3 separate regions of the Homo sapiens genome follow, and all the other regions are linked to region 1. The links are chromatin contacts, found by Hi-C or POLR2A ChIA-PET in ENCODE. All regions are on one chromosome and are shown on one strand. Each heading gives the region's core, a stretch centred on a gene start or an enhancer-like site at or near the end of the contact. The rest is flanking DNA. Distances are from core to core; before and after follow the strand shown.

What was found. Hi-C counts contacts between places; a loop is a spot of excess contacts on that map. ChIA-PET counts read pairs that join two places held with the same protein, here RNA polymerase II (POLR2A). Pooled maps may share reads with other maps.
Region 2: a pooled map shows a loop between it and region 1 (4-fold over the local background). The contact joins the promoter of BUD13 here to the promoter of ARHGEF12 in region 1. A Hi-C loop is called at or near these places in 1 of 168 maps with a recorded cell type or tissue (naive thymus-derived CD4-positive, alpha-beta T cell) and 5 of 50 pooled maps. POLR2A ChIA-PET finds 5 or more read pairs at or near these places in 1 of 52 experiments (HEK293T).
Region 3: a map of B cell shows a loop between it and region 1 (19-fold over the local background). The contact joins the promoter of CEP164 here to the promoter of ARHGEF12 in region 1. A Hi-C loop is called at or near these places in 2 of 168 maps with a recorded cell type or tissue (B cell and esophagus muscularis mucosa) and 6 of 50 pooled maps. POLR2A ChIA-PET finds 5 or more read pairs at or near these places in 1 of 52 experiments (activated CD8-positive, alpha-beta memory T cell).

Annotation. Positions count from the first base shown.
Region 1 is chr11:120,333,382-120,338,448 of GRCh38, forward strand. ARHGEF12 (Rho guanine nucleotide exchange factor 12) reads left to right here and starts at 3,032. Exons shown (of 41, transcript NM_015313.3): 1 at 3,032-3,894. The coding sequence starts at 3,863. It overlaps TLCD5 (TLC domain containing 5), which reads left to right. Exons shown (of 3, transcript NM_001198671.2): 3 at 1-305. RefSeq lists a silencer at 2,619-3,488.
Region 2 is chr11:116,769,283-116,774,349 of GRCh38, forward strand. It overlaps BUD13 (BUD13 spliceosome associated protein), which reads right to left and starts at 3,705. Exons shown (of 10, transcript NM_032725.4): 1 at 3,540-3,705; 2 at 847-940. The coding sequence starts at 3,682. It overlaps ZPR1 (ZPR1 zinc finger), which reads right to left. Exons shown (of 14, transcript NM_003904.5): 14 at 4,517-5,067. It overlaps BUD13-DT (BUD13 divergent transcript), which reads left to right and starts at 4,189. Exons shown (of 2, transcript NR_186226.1): 1 at 4,189-4,229; 2 at 4,628-4,923. RefSeq lists a silencer at 3,844-4,043 and an enhancer at 4,164-4,253.
Region 3 is chr11:117,324,915-117,329,981 of GRCh38, forward strand. CEP164 (centrosomal protein 164) reads left to right here and starts at 2,940. Exons shown (of 33, transcript NM_014956.5): 1 at 2,940-2,990. RefSeq lists a silencer at 3,008-3,257.

The DNA of each region.
Region 1 (5,067 bases), core at 1,782-4,281:
GAATAATTGGTAAGGGGAAGGGAATCCCTCATTTCAGCTTTTCTTGATGTTGTTACTAATAACTATGAAAAAACTTCTGAGAGAACAATGTGAACTGAAGATGACTCAGCAGTTAAGACAATGCTAAGTTCTGAAACCACAGGTAAATGAAGGGCTAATTAATGTGTGGTATACTTGGACAAAATGAAGTACTCATTTGCACTGGATTACTGTGTAATGATAACGAACACTGTTCAAGAACGATTTATATTTCCATAAGATTTGTACTAAATTTTATAAAAGTAAAACAACTTTTTATAAACCCAGAGTCTGTCTTTATATTTATGTGGTGGTTTTGCCAAGAAGTTAAAAAAAGCCTTTTGACCTGTAGAAATGTTGACCTGTATTCATACTTACTAGTGAATATCTCTAATCTGCTGTTCATTATCCATCATTCCCCCTATTTTTTTTTATTTTGGGGGGTAACAGTTGACATACACAAAACAGTTTGCCAAAAGAGAGAGGAAGAACCTTAATGTGTTTCTTGTTCTGCCACCTGTTTGGACACTTGTCTTGAAAATGTTGATGTCAAGTGAGTTGACATCAGAGACATCATCTGAAGACAGCTGGAGGCCCTGTCTTGAGGACTGTACTACCAATGCCTAAAACAGTCTGGGATGCATAGTAGATACTTAGTAAGCATGTTGAAAGAATGGACAAGAGGATGAGAATGTGGTTTAGAATCATCCCCATTGGAAAACCTCCTCAAAGGTTTTCCCAGTGGATTGGGTCATCAATGTCATTTTTCTAAGTAAAGTACTACGGACCCTGAGGAGTGTGTTCTACCCAGACTGGCTTGACTTTCTGAAGGCATCCTATAGTTACAGCCTTTAGAACAGTTGAGCTATCGGCAGCTTTAAAGAGGCTTTCAGTTTTTTTTTTTTTTAAATCATTAATGCTTTGTAGGTGACTATAGAGATTTTCATCATTTAAAAAAATTAGTTCTGGAATGAATAACCACTGGCTTAATTCAATCTTTTGCTTACCATCTTCTGAAGCTTTCCCACAGCAAAATGCCTTCTTTGCTCACAGCTAGAACCGTGGGTCTGTTTAAGTTTGGAAAGATCTTGAAAGCAGCTTGCCAAGAGGTTTTGTATGCAAGGAAGAGAAGGTGAATTAGGAAACTTTCCCAGTTTGTTTTATTCCTGAAGCTTAAGTATTGAGGCTTCCCTCAAGTATTAAGGGAAGAGAGGAACTCCAAAATGCATGATTTGATGAGTCATTGGGTTCAATTAATTTTATACTTACACTGTAACATTATTAGGATAGGGGAAAATAAGATATTTAGTACTTTTAAGAAAGATTTATTAAGTTTGGGGATAAGGTTTGCATTTTGGTCAGTATATATATGTATATATGTGTGTATATATATGTGTATATATATGTATATATATGTGTATATATGTATATATGTGTGTATATGTGTATATGTGTGTGTGTGTGTATATATATATATATATATATATATATATATATATATATGAATGGGATTCCTTCCGGTTGCATGTAAACACTCAATTTAAGAGTCTTCAGGGTAGAATTGTCATGCTAGAATACACCAGCAGGTGGCAATGTGTCCTGGTCTCATCATTAGGGAAGTGCCTTGGCTAATCTGCTTCTATTCTTTCCAAAAATAAACATTACAAAATTAGTTGGCTGTGCCTTGAACCTAAAAAATCGAGCAATAAAGAGTCGTCTCTGGTCTCTGTTTATCTTTTCCTTTTTTTCCCCCCCGTTCTAACTAACGTCAGCGTGAGCTCATGCCTCTATTCGGGGATAATGATCCTTTCATGAACTGTTGCGGAATGACTTTTTGCAACAGCATTGTTAAGAGGTAATTGTTTCCTCTCTCCACATCCACTGTTTATTAGATTTGATTTGCTACTTGGATTCCACAAAATGGCTGAAATCCCTTGTCACCAACATAGGTTTAAGCTCAAAAGTCTGAAAATAGTTGGATAAAGGGAATAGCCACTTTGGATGTTTGCAGGCAGAACTGAAGAACTGTATTACATGTGGTACCTAAATTGCCAAAATACTGAATTATTCAATCATAAAACTAGATGGGTATCTAAAGCTCTCTACCCAGTAGGGGAAAAAACCGAAAAACCGTTTGGGAATCCTTCAGAGAGAACCGTAATGCTATTTACTGGATAAATATACTTCATTTTCTTCTCCCAGTTCTTTCCACAACACGCTTGTTAAGTCGCCATGGAAAGCACCATGCTTTATCAATTTGGCAAATAACACATTTCATTTTGCCAAGGCAGAAACAGCCTAAAAGTAATATTTATACCGAGAAACCCTGGCTGCAGTCCCCAGCTGCTCTCCCGCAGCCCTGCGCCTCCGGCTCATGCAGCGCTCTCCCCCCGGAGCCGGCAGGTGCCCAGGTGAGCGGGGCCTGCGGAGGCAGCGAGGGGCGCCGGCCGGGAACCGGCAGAACGCGTGCAGCCAGAAGACAGGAGAGATAATACATTCCCTTAAGTAATAAAAGTTTCCAGGACAAGGGGGGCTGGTAATTTTCAAAGAGCCTCCCGGCACGATGTCCTCGGGATCTGGGGGGCGCTCTCGGGCGGTCTCTGGTGAAAGTCGACTTAGTACAAACTGGACTCGAAGGGGCATGTCTCGGCACTCAGGGGCCCAGGCGCCGCGGGAGGTGGGTGGGCCTCCCGGGGCTGCACGGGTCCCACCTCCCTCTGCCCCGTAGGACTACTTTGCCGCTCTCCCAAACCGGGCTCCGGCGGAGGCGTCCGTTCAAGGGCGAGAGCGCGGCCCTGAGCGGCGGAGGGATCCCGGGTGAGGCGGCTTCCCGAAGTCAGAGGGGAGGGGGCCATAAAGTCGGCGGGGGACGGGAAGCGCGAGCTCGCGCCGGACGCGGCCAGGGCCGGGAAACCAGAACCGGAACCGGAACCCGCGCGCGCGCCCGCGGTTGCGCGGCCCCCACGGCCGCCGGCCTCCTCCGCTGTCTGCGCGCGCGCCCGCGAGGGCCTCCAGAACCCGGCGAGCCGGCCCTGCGCCGGGAGACGCCGCCGCCTCCGCCTCCCGGACCAGGGCTTCCAGGCCGGGCCGGACGGGCATCTCCCGCCCCTCGCGGGGAGCGTCGGGGAGGAGCCGCCGCCTCTGGCGATTGCGGAAGAGTCCGGGCCTCAAAGGGATGGGGAGCAGTCCGCGGCGCTGAGAGACCCGGGTCCCTGTCACCTCGGGCCGCGGGACCTCTCCGCCGGCGCCAGCGGCTCGTCCCAGCACCGGGAGCCTGGTGAGGGCGGCGAGCACAGAAGGAGCCCCGGGCCCGGGACATGGAATCGCGCGAGCCCGGCGCGGGACGGCCGGAGACGCGGCCAACGCTGCGGCCACGAGCAGCCGGCAGCCCCAGATAGAGAGCCGGGAGGGAGGGCCCCGGCCCTTGCCGCGGCGGGGAGTTCGAGGCCCCGAGACTCCGGAGGAGGAGCCGACACCCGTCCGTGAGCTGATCCCGCCCCAGCCCCGGCGGGAGTCCCGGGTCCCCTTCCCACTGCGCGCGGATTTCCCTCTCTGAGGAAGTTTATCCTTGTGCCTTCTGGAGGATTTCTCTCTAGCTCGACTCACTCTGGACTGACTCGCTCCCTGGCTTTCTCAGTTCGTTTTGGGAGATAACTTGTTTTGCTCCAAGCCGCATCCGTTGACCCCTTACAGTCGGATGGTCTAGATGACTGAATGGAGTTTTGAGTTGGACTTTTGTGTCCCTGACGGAGTTGGGCCTGATCCCAGAGCACTGGGGGTGGGGAGGAGGTGTTACTGTAAAATGCAAGTTGGATAAAAGGAGGACCTCTCGCCAAGGGCCCCAATGAGTGGCACACAGTCTACTATCACCGACAGGTTGGTATGAATTCCTCCTTCGTTCGGCCTCCCGGAATCGGGCCCGACCTAGCAGGGGAGTCGGTGATTGCAGATTGCCTTTGGCCAGCGAAGTTGACAGGCAGAGGAAAGAGGGTTGTTTCGGAGCTGTGCAGTTAGCCTGGGGTTGCTGCCGAGTTATCCAGTTGATTGGCTTTTGGAAATGTAATTTTTCCGGAGAGAAACTTCCCTTCCGATTCTCAGAGAAGGGGGAGGCAAAACCATGATTGTGGTTTTCCGCCTGTAGTGTGCATTAGGATTGTGTACTCGTCTGGAAATCAGAGGAGAAGGTCATTTTAGGTGAAGGTCGGTGCCTGAAGTCGGCTCGGTATTGGTGTATTATTTATCAGCTTTAGCCGTGTCCTGCAGTAGATTCTCAAGACAATTACATTTTAGGAATTTCTACCTGTGAACTTAATGTTGAGCCTACTGCATGGTGATCTGGGAACTTGATCTCTTTCAGATGTTGACCTGCACGGTGTTTAATTATTATCTAATAACTTTCCAGAATGTTGACATTACCAGTAAATCACAGGTTCTTGCTGGAAGCAATGTCCAGGAGCTGAAGAAATGAGGGTAAATCATGGGGTTTGCTTTTAATTCTTGTATTTAAATATTTCGTCTTCCAGAAACACTTGGCGTTTAAGAGATATAAGCCGTAAGCATAGTGTAAGCGCGCAGCTGAATTTGTTGAGTTCTGTGTCTGTCCTTTATAGCACCTACCAGTGTTGCATGGTGGTGGGTGGCGAATTGAGCTAGACCATGTGTGGTTGAAGTGCAGTTTGCTTATCCTAAGTTACTCTTGTTTATAGGGTAAGGGATAAAAAGCATATTGATTCCTTGACCACATTTCATTCTCAATTTAATTATGACACTGCATGCTAGTCCCAAATTTGTCAGCTTGCTTTATTTTTAAGTCAGTCTTCGAATTATTACACCGTGAAAAAATAGATCAAGTAACTGAATTAGAGGGCCAAAGCTCTTTGATGAAAAGTGCAACAATAGTGCTTCTGCACAAAGTAGTCTTAATTTCCTAATAAGAGTTTTACCCAATTGTAAGACTCATTTGTTGATTTTAAAAGGGCCAAATTCCATTATCATACCATAACAGCTACTCCAGAAACAGAACTTCCTCTTCCTGTTGATGCTTTCCAG
Region 2 (5,067 bases), core at 2,455-4,954, 3.6 Mb before region 1:
GCTCTAATGGTACTTGGTACGTATGTGAAACATCCCCAACATTTACCATACTGTTGAAATTTATCTGAAATTCAGTTTTTCATTCTAGGGTATAATCTCTAAAATACAGCTATGTTCTATTAATCTACATATCTCCAGTACTTAGGCAAGAATATACAATTTGAAAGCTTAGTTAAAGCACTGAAAAAAGGAGCAAATAAAAAGTTCCCTATAACTGAACCTCAGCATTGTTTTTAAGAAAGATTCCAACAAAATGAACCACAGCTAAGTCTCATCATTACTCTAACACTGATGTCGAGAAGTCCTCTCTCTGTGATCCATCTCATTTCTAGGCTGATGGACCCTCCATAAAGAGACAAGTTGGTGTATAGGCATCAGCAAAGAAAACTATTTTAAACAGCTCTTTGGAAACTGTCACCTCTTTTCTGTTCTCAACTAACCCCCCTACAAATCTACCCTAAGCTGGAAAAATAAATTTGAGAAGCTTGGCCTGGCACAATGGCTCACGCCTGTAATCCCAGCACTTTGGGAGGCCAAGGTGGGTGGATCACCTGAGGTCATGAGTTCAAGACCAGCCTGGCCAACATGGTGAAACCCCATTTCTACAAAAATTAAAAAAAAAAAATTAGCCAGGCATGATGGCGGGTGCCTGTAATCCCAGCTACTCAGGAGGCTGAGGCAGGAGAATCATCTGAACCCGGGAGGCGGAGGTTGCAGTGAGCCAAGATCATGCCATTGCACTCCAGCTTGGGTGACAGAGCGAGACTCCGTCTCAAAAAAAAAAAAAAAAAGGAAATTGAGAAGCTTGCTTCATTTCAAAATCCTGACAGCCCCAAAGATACATACCACAGGCAAATCTCCATCATCTTCCTCTTCCTCCTTTTCTAGTTTGGTTGTGGAGATAGCTGTCCAGCTCACATCATCATCCACAATCCGCATTCTAAATGAGAATAAGAAGATCAAAAAGAGTCATTCTAGGATACCAGCATAAAAACATTTATCTATTGGTTTTAAAATAAAGTTCAAAATCCTACAGGATCCTGCATGGTCCAGTCTTTGTCTACAAGGTCAACTTCATCTCCTACTGCTACTTCCTTGGTTGAACACCTCCCTGGTCATCCTTTGGTGCTTAGAAAGGAGCCAAGTTCCTATCACATCAGTTTTCACATATGCAGTTCCTTCCCTCTGCCTGATCTACTCTTTTCAATCTTTTTCTTTTTTTTTTTTTTTGAGACGGAGTCTCGCTCTGTTGCCCAGGCTGGAGTGCAGTGGCACGATCTCAGCTCACTGCAAGCTCTGCCTCCCGGGTTCACACCATTCTCCTGCCTCAGCCTCCTGAGTAGCTGGGACTACAGGCGACCACTGCCACGCCTGGCTAATTTTTTGTATTTTTAGTAGAGACGGGGTTTCACCGTGTTAGTCAGGATGGTCTCGATCTCCTGACCTCGTGATCCGCCCGCCTTGGCCTCCCAAAGTGCTGGGATTATAGGCGTGAGCCACCGCGCCCGGCCCTAGTCTTTTTCTTTTTTGAGACAGGGTCTCACACTGCTGCCCAGGCTGGAGTGCAGGGACACCATCATGGCTCCCTGCAGCCTTGACTTCCCGGGGTTAAGTTATTCTCCCTACTCAGTCTCCCAAGTAGCTGGGACTACAGGCATGTGCCACTGTGCCTGACTACTTTTTTGTATTTTTTGTAGAAACAGGGTTTCACCATGTTGCCCAGACTGGTCTCAAACTCCTAGATGCAAGCAATCCACCCGCCTTGGCCTCCCAAAGTGCTAGGAAACTCTTTCTCATTCCAGGAAACTCTTCCTCATTCTTCAGGTCCTAACACAAATTTAACTTCCTTTGGCAAACTTTTCTTGACTGCTTCACCCAATTCCCTCACCATCCCACACTCACTCAAGACTAAGAACCCTTGTTAAAAACTCTTGGAATACTTTCATTGCATTTATCATAAAGAAAATATATCGATTAGTTGTGTAATTAGTTGCTTAAAGCCTGTATTCCCATTAATCTATAAGCTCCACAAGAACAGGGACTATGTTTTTTTTGTTCACAGAGGCATCCTCAACACCCTACAGTAACTGGAATACGAAATATTCAATAAATGTTTGTTACGTGGATAAACTATATAGCTGAGCCCAAATAATAACAATGACTGCCATGATGTGAAGTTATTCAAAAAGCCAGGGTCACTTAATGCAATCCCTCTAATCACAACCACCACTTAATAAAACCATTATTATTATTATTCTCATTTTAAAGATAAGGAAACTGCAGCTCAGTGAGATGAAACACCTTGCCCAAGGGTACACAGCCTATAAAGTGGCACAGCTAGGATTCGAACTCTGACCAGTGCTGCTCCAACACTCAAGCTACTTTCATCACATGGCACTGCCTCCAAAGGATCCACACAAGTCAGCGAGGCAGAAAGACGAAGACAATAATAAGGCAAGCACCAAACCAGAAAAGAACTTGGACTAGTTCTTTAGAACAATGTGACTTCACTGGGTATCTCAGTGCCTTAGGGTTACTGTAACAAAGTACCACAAATTGCGTGGCATAAAACAACAGAAACTCTCTCGCAGTTCTGGAAGCTAGCAATCTGAAATCCAGGTGTCTGCAAGGCCATCCTCCCTGGAAAGTCTCTAGCAGAGAATCTTTCCTTGCCTCTCCCAGCTTCTGGTAGCCCCAAGCATACCTTGGCTTTTGGCAACATAAATCCAATCCAATCTCAGCCTTCATCTAGACATGGTCGTTTTTCCTTTGTTGCTGTGTCTGTATCCATACTTCCCTCTTTTTAAAAGGCAAACAGTCATCTTGGATTTGGCACCCACCTTAATCAAGTATGACCTCATCTTAACTGATTACATCTCCAAAGACCCTATTTCTAAATGTCACATTCTGTGGTTCTGGGTGGAAAACGATTTGGTAGGGCCCACTACACTGGGCCACAAAGTTGTCCCATATGAAAATAATACCCACTTCATGGTAGTGTGGTGAGGCTTAAATAAACTTATATATGTTTAAATTTCTTATAATGGTGCCTGGCAAGAAAAGTATAACTATATAAATGTTAGCTTCTCACGTTAGGACTATTACTAAGAGTAACAGGAGGTGATCAAAGGTCTCTGATTCAGAACCAAGTCCTTGGGATCTGGGAATCCCCACAGGCAGGTACCGGGCCCTAAAGATCCAAGCACAGAGGCTTTGAATCCGCTCCATTATTCTCGAGGCACAATATTCATTCTCTATGGGAGAGGACGGAAGTCTACCAAGGCGGGAAAAGAGTAATCAAAGTTACACCCCGGCTTTAACGCACTGACGCTACTGCTCAGAGGCTCGAGATGTAAGCGGGGCGGCAGAGGCAAGGCGGGGGGCCTCAAGCGATGTGAGTGGGGCCCTGAGCATGAGCAGGGGTCGGCGGAGAAGCCGAGAGACCCGCCAAGAGGGAAGGAACTGCCGGGCGGCCGAGGGCGGAGTTGGGAAGGGGTGGCTAGACGTCGCAGGCCCCGCCCCGGCCGGTACCAACTCACCCCTTGCCGCCGGCCCCGCCAGGCTTCGGCCGCTTTTTGCGACGCTTGCGACCGGACTCAGATCCCCGGTCGACGCCGGCATCTGCCCCGGACAAGTAACGCTTCAGATACTCGGCCTTGGAAAGCGGCGGAGCTGCCGCCATGGCAGCGGCGGGGGCAGAGAGACGGGTCGGCGCTGGGGACAAAATGCCTCAACGCGTAACGGACGCCAGCCACCCGACAGGGCGGGGCCACGGCCGGAAGTGGCGGAGAGTGCTAAGAATCGCGCGGCTGGCAGGTGCGGCCACCGGGACGCGCTCGCAGGCTAGCCAGGGACGTGCGCACCTTCGGGGCGCTCCACAGCCCTGGGACGACGCCACCAGGTTTCTTCTCTTCATTCACTCACCCACCCACCCACCCATCCATCCAACCGCAGCAAGCGCTGTTCTATGAGGCCACAACCTGACCCAAAGGACCCCGCCCCCATCGGCCGCCTAAACTCCAGAGCACGAGCAAGAAAGTGGAGGGCCACGGGCTGCAGCGTAGCCGAGTTTGAATACTGGTTCCATAGCTGGCTAGCTGTACGACCTCGGGCAAGTTATCACAAAACAGGGAGAATCCCGGCACCTAACTCGGAACGGTCACAGGCTGAGATGATATTACTGTGTGAAGTGCGCAGAGCGGTGTTGGGCACATGGTCATCGGAACTATGTTCGTTATTTTTATAAGTATCTTTAAGTGGGGGGAATCTGCTCCACTAGGCTTCCAGGTACCTACCGTCCAAGAAAGGAAGCCAGGAAGTGCAAACCAACATAATTACTATGAAAAACGTAGTTTCTAAGACCTGTGTAACTCTTCTAGTGTTCTATTACAAGTAGCCCCCAGTTATCTCTTGAAGGAAACTGTAAAACAATCTTGCCAATGAGAAGGACGGACCTGGATCATTTTTTAGCATAGTAAAAGAGAGAAACCAGAGAGAATGAATTCTAACACTCAAGTTTTGGGGGGAAAGAAAAGACTTTATTCTTTGCAGGGGGTTTAGAGCTTTACCTGAATTATCTCATTTAACCCTCACAATTCTCAAATCGTTTCATTATCATATTTTACAGATAAGAACTGAAGCGTGGCAAGATTAAGGAAGTTGCTCAACTTCACATAGTCAGAACATGACTCTAGGGAGTAGAGGCTAGCGAAGTGGGGTGCAAGAGGTCATCCAAATTTCTTGAAATACCAGATCTTTTTACCTCATCATATATGTTAGATTGTCAGTTTTATCGTTTTCTTCCCAGCTTTATTATTTGACAAAAAATTATATATATTCAAGGTGTACAATGTGATGACTGGATATAATTATACATTGTGTAATGATTACCAAAATCAAATTAAGTAAAACATCCTTCACTAATTTATGTAGTAGTTCGGTGGGGGGGCACTTAAGCAAATTTGTCTTAGCAAACTTCAAGTAAACAATACAGAATTATTAGCTATAGTCAACATGTTGTACATTAGATTCCCAGAACTTGTCTTAAAACTGAAAACTTGTACCATT
Region 3 (5,067 bases), core at 1,690-4,189, 3.0 Mb before region 1:
AAAAAACCAGATTGATTGCAAAGATTGCAAATTCTTAGATATAGGGACCAAGTCTACAAATGGTTTTTTGAATCCCTGTTTTGTGCAGGTTTGTGGTAGATGAGCTGGTGAGCCCAGAATTCCTTCCCAGTCTGGTCCCTTTGGCCCCTCAGTGAGACCTTTATTTATTTATTTATTTATTTATTTTTGAGACAGAGTCTCACTTTGTCACCCAGGCTGGAGTGCGGTGGCGTGATCTTGGCTCACTGCAACCCCTGCCTCTCGGGTTCAAGCGATTCTCCTGCCTCAGCCTCCCAAGTAGCTGGGACTACAGGTGTGTGCCACCACGCCCAGTGAATTTTTGTGTTTGTAGTAGAGACAGGGTTTTGCCATGTTGGCCAGGCTGGTCTTGAGCTCCTCATCTCAGGTGATCCACCTGCCTCACCCTCCCGAAGTGCTGGGATTACAGGTGTGAGCCACCACAGCCTGGCCTACTTTTTTCTTTTTTTGAGACAGAGCTTCGCTCTTGTCAAACAGGGTGGAGTGCAATGGCGAGATCTCGGCTCACTGCAACCTCCACCTCCTGGGTTCAAGCGATTCTCCTGCCTCGGCCTCCCGAGTAGCTGGGATTACAGGTGCCTGCCACCACAACCAGCTAACTTTTGTATTTTTAGTGGAGATGGGGTTTCACCATGTTAGCCAGGCTGGTCTCAAACTCCTGACCTCAGGCGATCTGCCTGCCTCGGCCTCCCAAAATGCTGGGATTACAGGTGTGAGCCACTGTGACCGGCCAAGACTTTTAAAGAAGATGGAGAGGAAAGGGGACGATGATTTGTCATTTACAGTAAGAATAAAGGAAGTATAGGCATAACTGCTGCAGAAGGATTTAAATTTAAACATGATGACGTCAATCTAAATAACAGAGAGGGAAACTCCAAAAGAAAATGATATTTATTTAGAAGTAGCATTGCAATAGGTATACACATGCCATAGAGGCTGGGCAAGTAGGACCTTTTTTTTTTTTTTTTTTTTTTGAGACGGAGTGTCGCTCTTGTTGCCCAGGCTGGAGTGCAATGTCGAGACCTTGGCTTACCACAGACTCCGCCTCCTGGGTTCAAGCGATTCTCCTCTCTCAGCCTCCCGAGTAGCTGGGATTACAGGCATGCACCACCATGCCTGGCTAATTTTGTATTTTTTAGTAGAGATGGGGTTTCTCCATGTTGATCAGGTTGGTCTTTAACTCCTGACCTCAGGTGATCCACCTGCCTTGGCCTCCCAAAGTTCTGGGATTCCAGGCATGAGCCACTGTGCCTGGCTCAAGTAGGAATTTTTATTTTATTTATTTTTTTAGACGGAGTCTTGCTCTGTCACCCAGGCTGGACTGGAGTGCAGTGGCTTGATCTGGGCTCATTGCAACCTCCACCTCCCGGGTTTAAGTGCCTCAGCCTCCTGCCTCAGCCTCCTGAGCAGCTGGGACTACAGGCGTGTGCCACCATGCCCAGCTAATTTTTGTATTTTTAGTAGAGACGGGGTTTCATCATATTGGCCAGGCTGGTCTCGAACTCCTGACCTTAGGTGATCCACCCGCCTTGGCCTCCCAAAGTGCTGGGATTACAGGTGTGAGCCACTGTGCCTGGCAAAGTGCTAGGATTACAGATATGAGCCACCAGGCCCGGTCGATAGTTTTTGTTATCAGGTATTCATGCGTGAGAACCCTCTCTTCATGGTCTTCCCTGGCTCCATTTGTCAGGGTTTTAAAACAAATGACTCTATTTTGATTTTGATAATTTTCACAAGGAATATGCTCTGTATATTCCAACAATCTGAGTTTCTCATCCTGGAATCAGCCTCTGAGTGGCACTGGGACTATCCTGAGTCAGCTACATCTCTAGAACCTATCAGGAGCGGCTCTATGAGCTTGGCCTCATCATTTTCCTCCTCAACTAGCAGCATCTGTATTTGTCTGTTTCTCAGTTTTCCTATTGATGTAATGGCCAGAACTTTCTTTGCCCCTCTTAACTTCTCTAGGAGGTTGGAGACATATGAGAGAAAGGAAGATTTGCCCTCCGTGCAAGCAAAACTAAAACTCTTCGGAATTATATTAGTAGCAACCTTTCTGCCCGACAGGGTGTGTGGAGGAGCTACACATTGTGTCACTTTTTTTCTTCTTCAATAGACTCTTTGAAATAGTTATGACAGACATTACTATCCCCATCTTGCAGACATACAAACTGAACCCTGGGCTTTGGTGAAAAGATGGATAGTAGAAAATAGGTTTAACTCCTGGTCAGGTGCTCACTGGTTTAATAGGAGCACAGGAGAGCCAGTTTTTTTGCGGGGAGAGATGGGGAGTGGACGCGTCTCCATTACCTTACATTCACATTTGTTTTGTTGATTAAAGTAACAATGGGTTGATTATTGATGACCACTGTATTATTCACCTGATGTTAATCATACTCCTAACAAATGATCAATTAGATAATTAGATAATTCACATTAGTATAAATACTCTAAATAGTCCTTCTCTGTCCTGGCAGAAATCCTCACGTCTAAACTCGGGGTCCTCTTTTTTTTTTTTTTTTTTTTTTAGTAGAGAAGGGGTTTCACCATGTTGGTCAGGCTGGTCTCGAACTCCTGACCTCAGGTGACCCACCCGCCTCGGCCTCCCAAATTGCTGGAATTACAGGCGTGAGCCACCGCGCCCAGCCGATGAGGTTCTCTTTCAACCTCTTGCGGATTCCCATTATCTATCTTAAACTACACTCTTTCAACCTCTTGCGGATTCCCATTATCTATCTTAAACTACACTCCCATCGTGCAACGGAAAACGGACAGAGCTCCTGCGTGCACCGAAGGGACTTCGAGCCAATCCATTGTCACAGCTCTCAGCCGGCGACCTATTGGCTCCTGCTGGAGGCGGGACTCCCGGTTGCTAGGCGGTACCTTTTCCGGAAGTGTTTGTTGCGCGCTGCAGGGCAACACCCCGGCGTCCCTGGAAGCTGGGGGAGCGGGTGGGTGTTGGGTGGCGTTGGGGGAGCTGCGCCTCGCCCAGAGCCTCGCCCGGAGCCTCGCCCGGAGCCTTCCGGGGTGGGGGATAGTTGAGGACCTCATCGAGGGAGGGGTTGGGCGGCGGGGAAGGGAGCGAGCGTGGCGGGGGACCCGAGGCACGCTCTCGAGCCAACGAGCGTGATGCGCTCGAGTGTGGGCGGGGACTGAGGGAAGAAGTGAAAATCGGACTGCCAGGCGACAGTTCCTCCGTTTGAAATCTCGCCGGCTCCTGAGCGGGCCACCGGGCCCGGGCTGGGGGTCTGGCGGGTGAGTGAGCAGCGGGTCGGGACGCGGGAGAGGGGCACTGGGCACGGGGCCCTGGTTTGCTTGCTCTGTTCATCGTTGGCGAGTGAGGCCAGGCCTTCCGAAGCTTGCTGGGATACTTCTGTGGCAGGCTTCCCCCCGGGTCCAAATCCGGGGCTAGCCCAATCTTATGCCATCTTTGGCCAGCTGGGAAAGTTGGAAAGCTTTTTTGTTTTTTCCTTTTCTTGCATTGGATTTAAAAATGTCCCTCTACCTCTGGCACCGCTCTCCTCACTTGGCTTCAGCGACTCCCTGTCCGTTCTCCTAACTCAGTCCTTGGCAGTAGAAAGCTCCCTTCTACTCGGCGCACTCCATCTCTTGCGTTATCAGCTTTTCAGCGTTGACTCGCCAAACTACTCCAGCCAGACCTCTTTCCTGAGCTCAGACCTGCTTACTGTCATCGTCAGCCTTCCCCGGTCCCTCCGATCTGTTTCTCCTCTTGTATTTTTTTATCTCAATGAAGGGCTTCACCATTCACTCAGCCAAGTCTGTCCCTTTAATTTATTCATCTAATAAATACAGCAAACATTTGTCGGACATGCCCTGTCTTCTAGGCAGTGTAGTAGGTGGGGCTGCCTATTGGACGAGGCATAGAAATGAACACATCTAGAAATGATAGTCACAGTGTTCTGGCTTTAGTGCTCTGATTTCCCTCCTCTCTCCCGAAGTTCAAGTCCTGTATTCTGCCTCTTAATTCCCCTAGAATCTGGCGCTTCCTTTCCATCCTCACAGACACTGACTTAGTTCATAATTTCTTGCTTGTGCTTTCAGGATAACTTCCTAAGTGGTCTCTCTGCCTCAGTTCTTGTCCTCCTGTAATTAGTTCTTATGCAGCTGTCAGAATCATTTATTTATTTTAGAGACAGGGTCTTGGTATGTTGCCCAGGCTGGAGTGCAGTTGGTATTCACCGGTGTGACCCTAGTACACTGCAGCCTCGAACTCTTGCCCTCAAGCCATCCTCCCACCTCAGTCTCCTTAGTAGACGGGACTACAGGCATGCACCACTATTCTTGGCTAGAATCGTCTATCTGACCTACAGATCTGGTCATGCCAGTCTCCTTTGTGAAATCCTGTGATGGCCCCTCATCATTTACAGGATAGAGCCTCTGTTCTTCCAGGCCCTTTATAATATGCTCTTGCCTTTCATTCTAGAGCTCTGTCTTGCCACTCCTCCCACTGTCCCTTGCACTCTGGTCATGTCAGAATGGTTAAGAGTTTGGGCTTTGGAGTCAGACATGGATACTTACATATTCTGCTCTACCGTTTATTAGCTGTGACACCTTGGGCAAGTTTGTTTGTTTGTTTGTTTGTTTTGAAATAGAGTCTTGCTCTGTCGCCCAGGCTGGAGTGCAGTGGTGCGATCTTGGCTCACTGCAGTCTCAGTCTCCTGGGTTCAAGCGATTCTCCTGCCTCAGCTTCCCGAGTAGCTGGGACTACAGGTGGGCACCACAACTCCTGGCTAATTTTTTGTATTTTGGTAGAGACGGGGTTTCACCATGTTGGCCAGGCTGGTCAGGATCTCCTGACCTCATTATCCGCCCACCTCCGCCTCCCAAAGTGCTGGGATTACAGGCGTGAGCCACTGCGCCTGGCCTTTTTTTTTTTTTTTTTTTTTTTAACTTTGCTAAGCCTCAGTTTCCTTATTTGAAAAGTGAAGATAATTCTATTTTGCTGAGTGGATGAAGTGAGATGATGTATATAGAGCACTCAGTACAGTTCCTGTAACATAGGAAGTG